Linked DNA regions of Homo sapiens: regions 1, 2 and 3 are each linked to region 4. The links are chromatin loops, found by intact Hi-C in ENCODE. Cell type or tissue: PC-9. All regions are shown on one strand. Region 1 has its middle 65 kb from the start of FRMD3-AS1. Region 2 has its middle 100 kb from the start of RASEF. Region 3 overlaps RASEF (RAS and EF-hand domain containing). Region 4 holds the start of RASEF (RAS and EF-hand domain containing).

What was found. Peaks named below come from ENCODE experiments on the same cell type or tissue, not always from the same donor. Only the 100,000 strongest peaks of a DNase experiment are listed, where the experiment ranks them.
Region 1: a loop joins it to region 4, with 8 times the contacts of the local background. A loop is called at or near these places in 4 of 110 quality-filtered maps.
Region 2: it touches region 4 in a loop (4-fold over the local background); 2 of 110 quality-filtered maps call a loop at or near these places.
Region 3: it touches region 4 in a loop (2.0-fold over the local background); 6 of 110 quality-filtered maps call a loop at or near these places.

The regions. Positions count from the first base shown.
Region 1 is chr9:83,153,321-83,155,820 of GRCh38, reverse strand. It overlaps a transcript of RASEF not described here. Among named protein-coding and RNA genes, the nearest start is that of FRMD3-AS1, 65 kb to the left of the region's middle. In PC-9, no CTCF peak of the experiment used is centred here; a DNase peak (open chromatin) is centred at 1,310; H3K27ac peaks cover 630 bases.
Region 2 is chr9:82,960,181-82,962,680 of GRCh38, reverse strand. No RefSeq gene overlaps it. Among named protein-coding and RNA genes, the nearest start is that of RASEF, 100 kb to the left of the region's middle. In PC-9, CTCF peaks have their summits at 763 and 962 (motif pointing right); a DNase peak (open chromatin) is centred at 1,000.
Region 3 is chr9:83,011,157-83,013,656 of GRCh38, reverse strand. RASEF (RAS and EF-hand domain containing) reads left to right here. Exons shown (of 17, transcript NM_152573.4): 5 at 1,146-1,223. Among named protein-coding and RNA genes, the nearest start is that of RASEF, 51 kb to the left of the region's middle. In PC-9, no CTCF peak of the experiment used is centred here; no DNase peak of the experiment used is centred here.
Region 4 is chr9:83,061,929-83,064,428 of GRCh38, reverse strand. It overlaps RASEF (RAS and EF-hand domain containing), which reads left to right and starts at 1,287. Exons shown (of 17, transcript NM_152573.4): 1 at 1,287-1,992. The coding sequence starts at 1,562. In PC-9, a CTCF peak has its summit at 1,533; DNase peaks (open chromatin) are centred at 1,238, 1,308 and 2,298; H3K4me3 peaks cover 2,500 bases; H3K27ac peaks cover 2,428 bases.

The sequences.
Region 1 (2,500 bases), 91 kb before region 4:
TGACTGTTGCAGTGAACAGATAAAATGGAGAAAATTATGTTTTGTTTGTTCCAGAATATTCTCATTAGTACTTTTATAGTTCCACCTCAACCCATTCAAGCTCTAAATGGAAAATGAGGAAGCTTTGTGTATTTTTCACCAGAAGTCCCTTGTCTTTGAAGTCTGAAGGAAGTGTAGGGAACCCAATGATATGGTTTGGCTGTGTCCTCACCCAAATCTCATCTTGAACTGTAGCTCTCATAATTCCCATGTGTTGTGGGAGGGACCCGGTGGGAGATAATTTAATCATGGGGGCGGTTTCCCCCATACTGTTCTCATGGTAGTGAATACATCTCACAACATCTGATGGTTTTATAGGGGGAAATCCATTTTGCTTGGTTCTCATTCTCTCTTGTCTGCTGCCATGTAAGGCATGCCTTTCACCTTCTGCCATGATTGTGAGGCCTCCCTGGCCTCATGGAACTGTGAGTCCATTAAACCTCTTTTTCTTTATAGATTACCCAGTCTTGGGTATGTCTTCATCAGCAGCATGAAAATGGACTAATACACCCAAACACAGATAGAAGAAGGGTCACAGAGCATCCAGGTATTCTAAAGGCCTTAAAATGTATTTATGGCCCTGTAACCTGACTTGGGAATTGAACGGCTCCAAAATGCTGCCCATTGTTCTTGGACTCAGCTGCCTTTGCCTTTTATTCCTTTCTGGTTTACCTCTGGATTCAGGCTGCCTGTTTGTACTGGGTGACATAAGTGTTCTCCCTTGGCTGTGCCTCTTGTTTTTCTTACTAACCCACAAGAGGTGGTGGGAAGAAGGTTAGCTCTGACTCAGCAGGCTGGTAGATGAGGCTAGACTTTGCTACCTCCTTTCGGTGTGATCTTGGGGCAAGCCACACAGAATTTCTGGGCCTCCTTTTTTCATTCTAAAGTAGGAGTGAAAATACCTTCCTCCATTATTTCCTTAGATAGTTGTGAACCCACAGTAAAGTGTTAGTTATTTCACCTACATGAGAACACTTTATTAATGCAATGAGGCAAGGATTCTTATTTTAAAAGCAAGCAGGAAGAAAATAGTATGCCAATGCAAAGACAGAAAAAGGCAGGCTTTAGAAAAATTGGATTGTGAGCAAGGATATCACCATGGGGTAGAAAGAGAGATGGCCAACCTAGGTAGAGAACTTGTGGAAATCATGCTCTGACTCTTTGTGCTTTAGAAGTTCCTGACTTTTGAGTGTTTCAAAGGCCATCAGGTGCACTCAGGAAGTGGGAACACAGGGTCAGGGCAGAGAAGGGGAGGAGACTAGCTTCTTGCCCAGCTGTGAGTTTTCTCACTGTGACTCATGCAGAGAGAAATCTAGTATTCAGAAGTGACTGGCCTGTCTGAAATTACATGACTGAAAATAAGGACTGTGGATGGTACTTTCAGTGCTGGGAAGAAAGGGTTCTAGAAAGGTTTGAACTTTCAAATGAGACCTTACGGTCAAATAGATAAAGCAAAGAGGCCAAAGGAGGGTGCCAGCCAGTCAATTTGCAGAAGACTGTGTAGTTCACAGGGCTTTCCACATCGCTTCTGTCCTTTCCTCCTGACAGTGACACTATACAAACCAGGCAGGTATTGTCCTCATTTTTAAACTAAGGAATCTGAACCCCATTGATGCAAAGACCTGGTAAGTGGCAGAATGTACACTAGAACTTGGGTCTGCTATCTTAATTTACTCTTTACTTTCCAGCTATCTGGAGTCTGTATTTGCCAACGCCCAGACAAGTTAAGCAACTTCTGAAAGGTCACACAGCAGTTAGTAGCAGAACCAGGGCTCAACCAGATGTTGAGACGCTATACGCTATGCATTCTCCACTATTCCATGCAGCCTGTCAAGTGGGTGGTGGAAATGTTGTTTGACAACTGTCAGGTACTCAGCATGGCTGGGAGAAATATCCTGACCTCAGTGAGATGACATTCCATGGCAGTAGGTGACACACTTGAGCCTATCATATGGGCTGCCAGGGAACGTGCCACACAGTCCTCACTATATGGCTAGGCGAAGCTTGTGGAGTTTTATCTTTTTGTTTCCCTTCTTAAGGCTCCCTTGGTACTGAGGACTAGAAAAGAACATCCAAAGAAGAGAGGCGTTAAACAGCCTTGTGCAACAGGTCTGGTATGAGAACTCTACTGGCAGGGGGTGGCATTTGTAAGTCTTTGACAAGTAGCTGAATTACTGGGTTGGAGAAGAAATGCTGTAACTTCCAGGAAGGAAAGAAGGCAGCTCAGGGTCGCCATGATGGAGAAACAAAGGAAAAGGGGCTCAGATAACTTTCTATTGATGTAGATCTTTTCTGAAGTTTTGATAGCATTAGAGAAGGTCTTCTTAAACTCAGCGACAATTTTTTAGGGTTTTGGGCAATATAAATGGTGGGCTCCTTTGAATGTGCAAGGAACAAGAAATTTCATATAAGCAGTAACATATTAAAATGAAAAAGTGTGTTTAATCAGATATATACCATT
Region 2 (2,500 bases), 100 kb after region 4:
TCATTTTTTGCTCTCACAGAATTTATGCAAACAAAGGCAGCCACATGGTCTGTAGTCCCTGAAATGCGTTACTGATGTACATGTGCTCCTTAAGTTCAAGGAGGAGCCATTATTACTGGCTTAAAATGTCATGAAGAGGTTGCAGCTGAAAATCCCTGGGGTCAGGAATGATTTGTTTCAATTTTTTACCTGTTTCCTATTGCAAGTATCATTAATAATGTTGACTAAATCATTATCTTTGCAAAAGCCTGCCGAAATTATCTTTTCCCTGAACTTGTGTTTGTATGAATACTGTTGAAATAATTTCTTCATGAAATACAAATTTCTCATGTTTATTTAAAATGGTTTGCATTCGTGCACAAATTGACATCGCCTGAGGAGAAAGCCAAATAAAGACCTTATCAACAAGAAGGCTTTTGAATTTGCCCTCAAGATAGTGACAGTTACCAGGAATATATCTGTCCAATTCTGTCATTTGCAGAACTTAAGTATGCAACAAGTTGTCATTGGCTTTGTCCATTTTTCTGTCCCCACAATACTTCTTGTCCTCTGAATTGATCCTAGTAACTTTCCAATAAATTCCATTTTTGCAATCGAATTGCAGTTCTGACCATATGGACCTATTCAGACTTTTGTAACATTCCATTTCCAAATGATTTTCGGCCAATTCAGTTCAAGCTGCAAATCAAATCTAACCTCTGTAATGAAAAGAACTGCAGAGAAAACCGTTTTCCAATTGTCCCTCAGAACCATTCCTTAAAGGACCTCCCACTTTCAGGCCAATAATAATTTTCACAAACATACCCATGGTCATGCTTTTTGATTTCATAATCGGCTTTGTTTAAATGAAACTGGGGGAACAATGTAGGTTCTTTTGCCCAGCCCCATGCAGTGGAAGAAAGGGTCCCCTATTATCTCCACAGCTGCCGTTGCCCTGACAGCAGCAGGTTGGTTATCCTAGTACCTCTAGGTGGCAGTGCAGCCCAAGACAACGTACTGGATCCTTGTCTTCCTCCCCTCCCCCTCTCTCTGGGTTGGCAGCACAGGTTGGATTGGCATACAGGGAAAATAATCATTAAAAATAAATGCAATCAAAAGAAGTAGGTTATTATAGTGGCGCATTGGAACTGCTTTTGTTCTTTTGTTAGAAGTCTGTCAGCCTCCCATTAGAAATGTTTGGGAGGAGTTTACCACTCAGCTGCAAAAATTTGCTGGAGGTTAAAAATGACAATCTCTGGGACTCAACCTTGTTGCCGATTTATTCCTGAGAAATTTGGTTTTAGATGGTTGGGTGGCTTTGAAGTAGCATGCAAAGACACACAGATGGGTCTGTTTTGCTTAAGGCAATTCATAACTGTTTTTGTAATACTGAAATGCATTATGACCCAATGACATGCTGAGGTTTTATGGGCCACATAAACTTGGGGAATGGGGCCTTCATCCCCTCAAGCATTTATCCTTTGGATTACAAACAATCCGATTACAGTATATATACTGTATTAGTCTGTTCTCATGCTCCTAATAAAGATATACTTGAGACTGGATAATTTATAAAGGAAAGAGGTTTAATTGACTCACAGTTCCACATTGCTGCGGAGGCCTCACATTCACGGTGGAAGGCGAAGGAGGAGCAAAACCACATCTTACATGGTGACAGGCAAGACAGCATATGCTGGGGAACTGCCCTTTATAAAACTATCCGATCTCGTGAGACCCATTTGCCATCGCGAGAACACCACAGGCAAGAAAGGCCTCCATGATTCAATCACCTCCCACCGGCATCCCTCCCACAACATGTCCTTATGAGGATTTCAAGATTACATTCTAAAAATATTGTCTTGTAAGCAGGTAAAATATTATTATAAGTTGCTGCTTAGTAAAAATCTAGATAAGTTTAGCAACAACCCGGGTCCTCCACCTCATCTGAGGCCAGTCCCTTTCCCCGCCCCTTCTTCTAAGCCATCCTTCCCTCTACTGTACAATGAAGAGTCACTTTCCATGAACATTAACATCAGATGTTAAGTCAGGATTATCTGCATCATGCTATGGCAACAAGTGAGCCCCAAATCTGATGACTTAACACCACCAAAATGTATTTCTCATTTGTACAGCCTGTCTGACTTGGGCCATGGGTGACTCTGCTTCACACTGTCACTGAAGTGCACCACCTGGAATAAGGGTTCTTGGCCTTCTCTTCTGGACTTTGTTCTGGAATCCACACACATCACTTCTGCCCCCAGCTCATCAGTGACAACTACTGACAGTTCCCCACTTCACTGCAAGGGAGTGGGGAAATATTAGGCAGACATCTCAGCCTCCATCATAAATCACTTTCAGCTCCACATTTTAGGATTCTATGATCCTGATGGAGAGACAATCTTATTAACTTTTTAATGCTCCCAACTGTTAATACCAAATGGCTTGTTAATTTCTCAAAAACTAAATTTAATGGAATACCTTGAAGAACTCCCAGGCTCACATCAAGGGGCAGGCTCTTGTA
Region 3 (2,500 bases), 51 kb after region 4:
CAGTTTGTGCTTTCTCACTTATTCCAGACTTCCTGCATGCCTGATGTGGTTGTTATGCAAAACAGCAAGATGTTTATTTGAGAGTGCATTAAGGGCTATAGTTTACAAATTTGTTACAATTGCCACTAACTGTGTCCTTGATTCTGAGAAACTCATTTTTTCCCGATGGTTTTTCTTCTCTGAAGTCAAAATGCGTGTTTAAATCGATGGCTTTTCTCAGTCAGAGTCAGCCTCGTGGCAGTCATGACGTTGTTATGTAAACACTATCCCTTTATAGCATCTGGCAAGGTGAAGAAGGTCCAGAATCAAAGCACTTAGACTTCGTGAAATGTGGGATCCATTTTGATCAGTGCATAAACATTCCAATAATGAATACCAACAGATCCCTACCATTCCCAGAGGATGTAAGCTGTTTGTAGGAAAGGCATTTTGTTGTTGTTGTTGTTGTTGTTGTTCTCCAGGTTATAAATGTGTGGAACCAATTTAGTCTGGTAATTGTAACGAGTTTGTAGTTGCAATAGAAATGAGTCAACCAGCAAGCAAAGCTCATGTAGAAATGAGTTAATCATCAAGCAAAGCTTAAATGTAGGTATATATAATCAAGTGTGTTTGTGTCTCTAGCTTCCTGTTATACTCAGATTTTATTGATTTTAGTTATTTAATAAGCATTTCTTAAACTCACCATGAAGAAAACATAGGTGAATCTGACACTAATTCTGCTCTTAAAAAATCTTGCTCTGTAGCAGGGAAGGTAAGACATTTCTAAATAATTGTAATACAGAATGGAAAGTGTTAAATGCAGATAATACGAAGGAGAATAAAAAGATCCAGATTCTAATGTAGCATAACTGAAAAAAGCAAGAACTGGATTGCTTAATAGTTGAATGATTTCCAAAAAAGGCTTTTCAGCTGTTTCCAAAAAAGTTCATTTCACAACAAAACCCCTTTTTCAAATGTTTAAATTATTTAGAACAAAATTTCAAATCCTTATGGATTTTATGTAGTTTAATGATTTATGAAGTTGCATAATGTTGAAAATTGGTGACTTCTAGAATTCTCATATGTATATTCAAGGATAGTCCTAAACTTAACCAAAGCAATTCAAAGTGAGTTTGTAAGCACACAACTTTTATTTGGTCTTTCAGCTCGAAGAACAATCAAAACGCGTAAGTCAAAAGGAAGATGTGGCTGCATTGAAAAAACAAATTTATGATTTATCAATGGTAAGAATTACCTTTTCACTTACAGAAATGCACTTCCTGTTAGACCACATCCTCATGCTCTTATTTCAGTGTTCCAGGAAGAGCAGCTTAAAGGGAAGTTAATACTGTAGTTAGAAAAAGTCCTTAAAATAACTTTGATCAAAGATACTATTTATGCAGGCTTTTCCCTCAATAATATGCCACTTATTGTGAAAGCTTTTACTTATTTTTCATACAAAGTAATAAAGACCTAGTGCTTACATTTTATGTAACACAGTTAACCCTGTGTTCTTCCAACATCAGCTCTGGTCTGTATTCCTGGCTTAGTGATGAGGATATTAGTGCCTTGCCCCTTCCTCCAAGTTTTTTTTTTTTCTGTCGCTTTTCCATCTTACGCCAGCCACATCTACTTTTAGTACTAACAAAATTGGTAACATTTACATATCTTCTGTTATGAGTTTTATTTAGTTTGGTTTTAGATTAACTCTCAAATTTGAAAGCAGATAAAGAGCATTTTCTTTCTTATGATTCTAAATATTTTCACTGCAGAGCTAAGAAATGAGTGAGGCTTGCATTTCTTTCTCTCCATTTATTATCTCTGATCCACTTAGAAGGTTCCCAGCTTCATGGTCAAATGAATTCCTAGTTCCAGATTTTTCCACATCTTAGTAGGCTTTGTATTTGGATAATGACATTCTTGTAGAGTTATTTGTTTTTCTTGGATTTTCTGGTTGATTTTTTTGGTTTCTTCTTGCAAAAAGCACTACCATTTTCATGATATCACTGATACCTTAAGACTTATTTAGTCTTTCCAATGCATGAAATTTGTTTAGTTTTTCTCCTTGAAAATATTAATTTTGGAGTCTATAAAATTTCAGTTTTTTTTTTTTTTTTTTTTTTTTTTGAGATGGAGTCTTGCTCTGTCACCAGGCTGGACTACAGTGGCACGATCTTGGCTCACTGCAACCTCCATCTCCTGGGTTCAAGTGATTCTCCTGCCTCAGCCTCCCAAGTAGCTGGAACTATAGATGCGCACCACCACGCCCCGCTAAATTTTTGAGTTTTAATAGAGACAGGGTTTCACCGTGTTGGCCAGGGTGGTCTCAATCTCTTGACCTCATGATCACCCGCTTTGGCCTCCCAAAGTGCTGGGATTATAGGCGTGAGCCACCGCACCTGGCAAAATTTCAGTTCTTATTGGACTGATTGTTTTTTAAACTTGCCACCCATATGTTCTGCAATTTCTTTTCACTAGGCCTTTCACTGAATTGCAGCATTTTGCATATTACAATTTTTTG
Region 4 (2,500 bases):
AAATCAATAACAACTTACATTGCACTAATGATAAGATTCATTGTATTAGCTGTCCAACTGTATACAACTATATTCACTTAGCAATTAGGTTGCTAAGACCAGGACTTCTAATGGAATGCCTCTCATAATTTACCAGTTAAATTTTCAGATGGGGGTTATCAGTAGTAGTTACAGTTTAATAGAAGCTGTTAGTGTTGACCATGTTTATTGTACAATTCAAGAGGAAATAGTTCCCCAGATGTTTAGCACTTAGCTTTATGTTTAAGAACACTAGCCTAGTAGGAACGTGTCAGTAATATCCCTTACTTAATGATCACATTTTTAAAAAATCAAAGTAATAAACGATAAAGAGAATCCAGAATGAGATAAAAGAAAAATACAGAGTCAGAAAGTCTAAAATGTGGAGGAAATGGATAATGTAAATAAAGTAAAAATGAGCCAAATATATCTTCACAGGCTATGAGAATCGCCTAAAGGCACGGTTACATAAGCCGTATGACAGACTGAGGGTCTCCTGGAAAAGGATGGAAAAAGTGTTTAAAAGGATCAAAATGGGTGGATTTTAAAGATCTCATATCCATTAAGCAGTGTTAAAGAAACAATAGTATTGTCGAAAAAAGTGTTTAAAACCAAAGGGTAACCTACCTTTGGATATGTAATTTCCATAAAGTTTGTTTAAGTAAAAAAACCTACAAAACGACCTCAGTCTTTGTTTAAACAATGCTGTCTGCCAAACGATTTTGTTTATCAAATTTTTTCTCAGGTTTTGGAGACAAGGATTGAGAAAAAATGTGGAATTGGAGATCTGGAAGATCTGTGTTTAAGCAGTGGGACCTTAACGTTAGACGCACAAAAATGCGTTAACGAAAGCCAGTAAAATTGAGAATGGGGTCTTCTGGTAAATCTTGTACTTTGGTTTGTAAGAAACTTCTATATAAAGAAGTTTATCAAGTTTCGGGAGTAAGATAATAAAATGCACTTAACCCATTCGGAATCCTACCCCTACCTACCTTACCTCTGTGCGGTTAGCTTCTGACGCGCGCGCCAGCACGTTCTGTGGAGAAGCGGAGCGCTGGGCTCTACCTGAGCAGCGCTTACGCCGAAGGGCAATGCTCCCCCCGAATCCCAGTTCCGGCCAGCCAGGTCTCCCCCACCTGCGCGGCAAGCAGCGGTGGACTCCGGGGCGTGGGAACTGGAGAAGCGGTGGCGCGCGCTCCTCCTCCCTGGCTGGGCGGAGCTGCACCCGCCGGGAAAGTGGCGAGAGCCACCTCGGCGCTTGGGCGCTCAGTCGCAGGAGGCGCTCCTTGGCGGTGCCTGGAGCCCGGGCGCACCCCACCGCTCCCGGGACCTGTTGGGGGCTGGCCCGAACCGTCGTCGAAGGGAGCCGCTCGGCCACCCCCGACGTTCCTCGCCCCGCCCGACGTTCCCTCAAGTGGCCGAACCAGCCGGACGAGCCAAACTCGCCGGGCCTCCCGGCGGCAGCAGGTGGCCCCGTCCTTCCAGGGAGGGCCCTGCGCCCCGCGGCGCTCCGGAGCCCTCTCGGCCGCCCCCGCCAGGCGGGATGGAGGCGGATGGGGACGGAGAGGAGCTGGCCCGGCTGCGCTCAGTCTTCGCCGCCTGCGACGCGAACCGCTCGGGGCGCCTGGAGCGCGAGGAGTTCCGGGCACTGTGCACGGAGCTGCGGGTGCGGCCGGCCGACGCCGAGGCAGTATTCCAGCGGCTGGACGCCGACCGTGACGGCGCCATCACCTTCCAGGAGTTCGCGCGTGGCTTCCTCGGGTCCCTCCGCGGGGGGCGGCGCCGGGACTGGGGTCCTCTGGATCCCGCGCCCGCCGTGTCTGAGGCGGGGCCGGAGACACACGACAGCGAGGAGGACGAAGGCGACGAGGACGCGGCGGCGGCGCTGGCCACCTCGTGCGGCCCGGCGAGTCCCGGCCGGGCTTGGCAGGATTTCCAGGCGCGACTTGGGGACGAAGCCAAGTTCATTCCCAGGTGCGAGTGTGAGCTGGGGGCGGGAGGTTATTCTGGCGCTTCCTGCTTGCTTCTTCCCACTTACTTGCAGGTGTGCAGACCCAATGGCCCCCCCCCCTAGTCTTCTCTGTGAGTTGCTTGTCTTCCTTCACCTACTCGCTTTGACTTTTCCAAGATCCGCTAGAGTTAAGAAAAAGGAGTCAGAGAGTCAGCGTTTGGGGAGAAAGTTTTACGTGCTGAATCCTGAGCCTGCAAAGGGCGGCGTGTTCATTACAGGAGCTCTCCTGAAATCTGCAGCTGCTGGCGCCCCGCGCGAGTTTAGGCGCGCGCGCCACATCTCACCGCGTCCTGGTTACGTCACCTTCTACCCCAGGCCTTAGGCTCTCACCCCAGGGCTGGGGCCCGGGCTGTTTGCCAATTTGGCGTCCTCTGTAATAGTTTTCTGATTTGTCGTTTTCCTAAGACTATAGAAAAGGAAACTTTGTTGGGCTTTTACATTGCTGGACACAAATATTGATTGATGTACCTG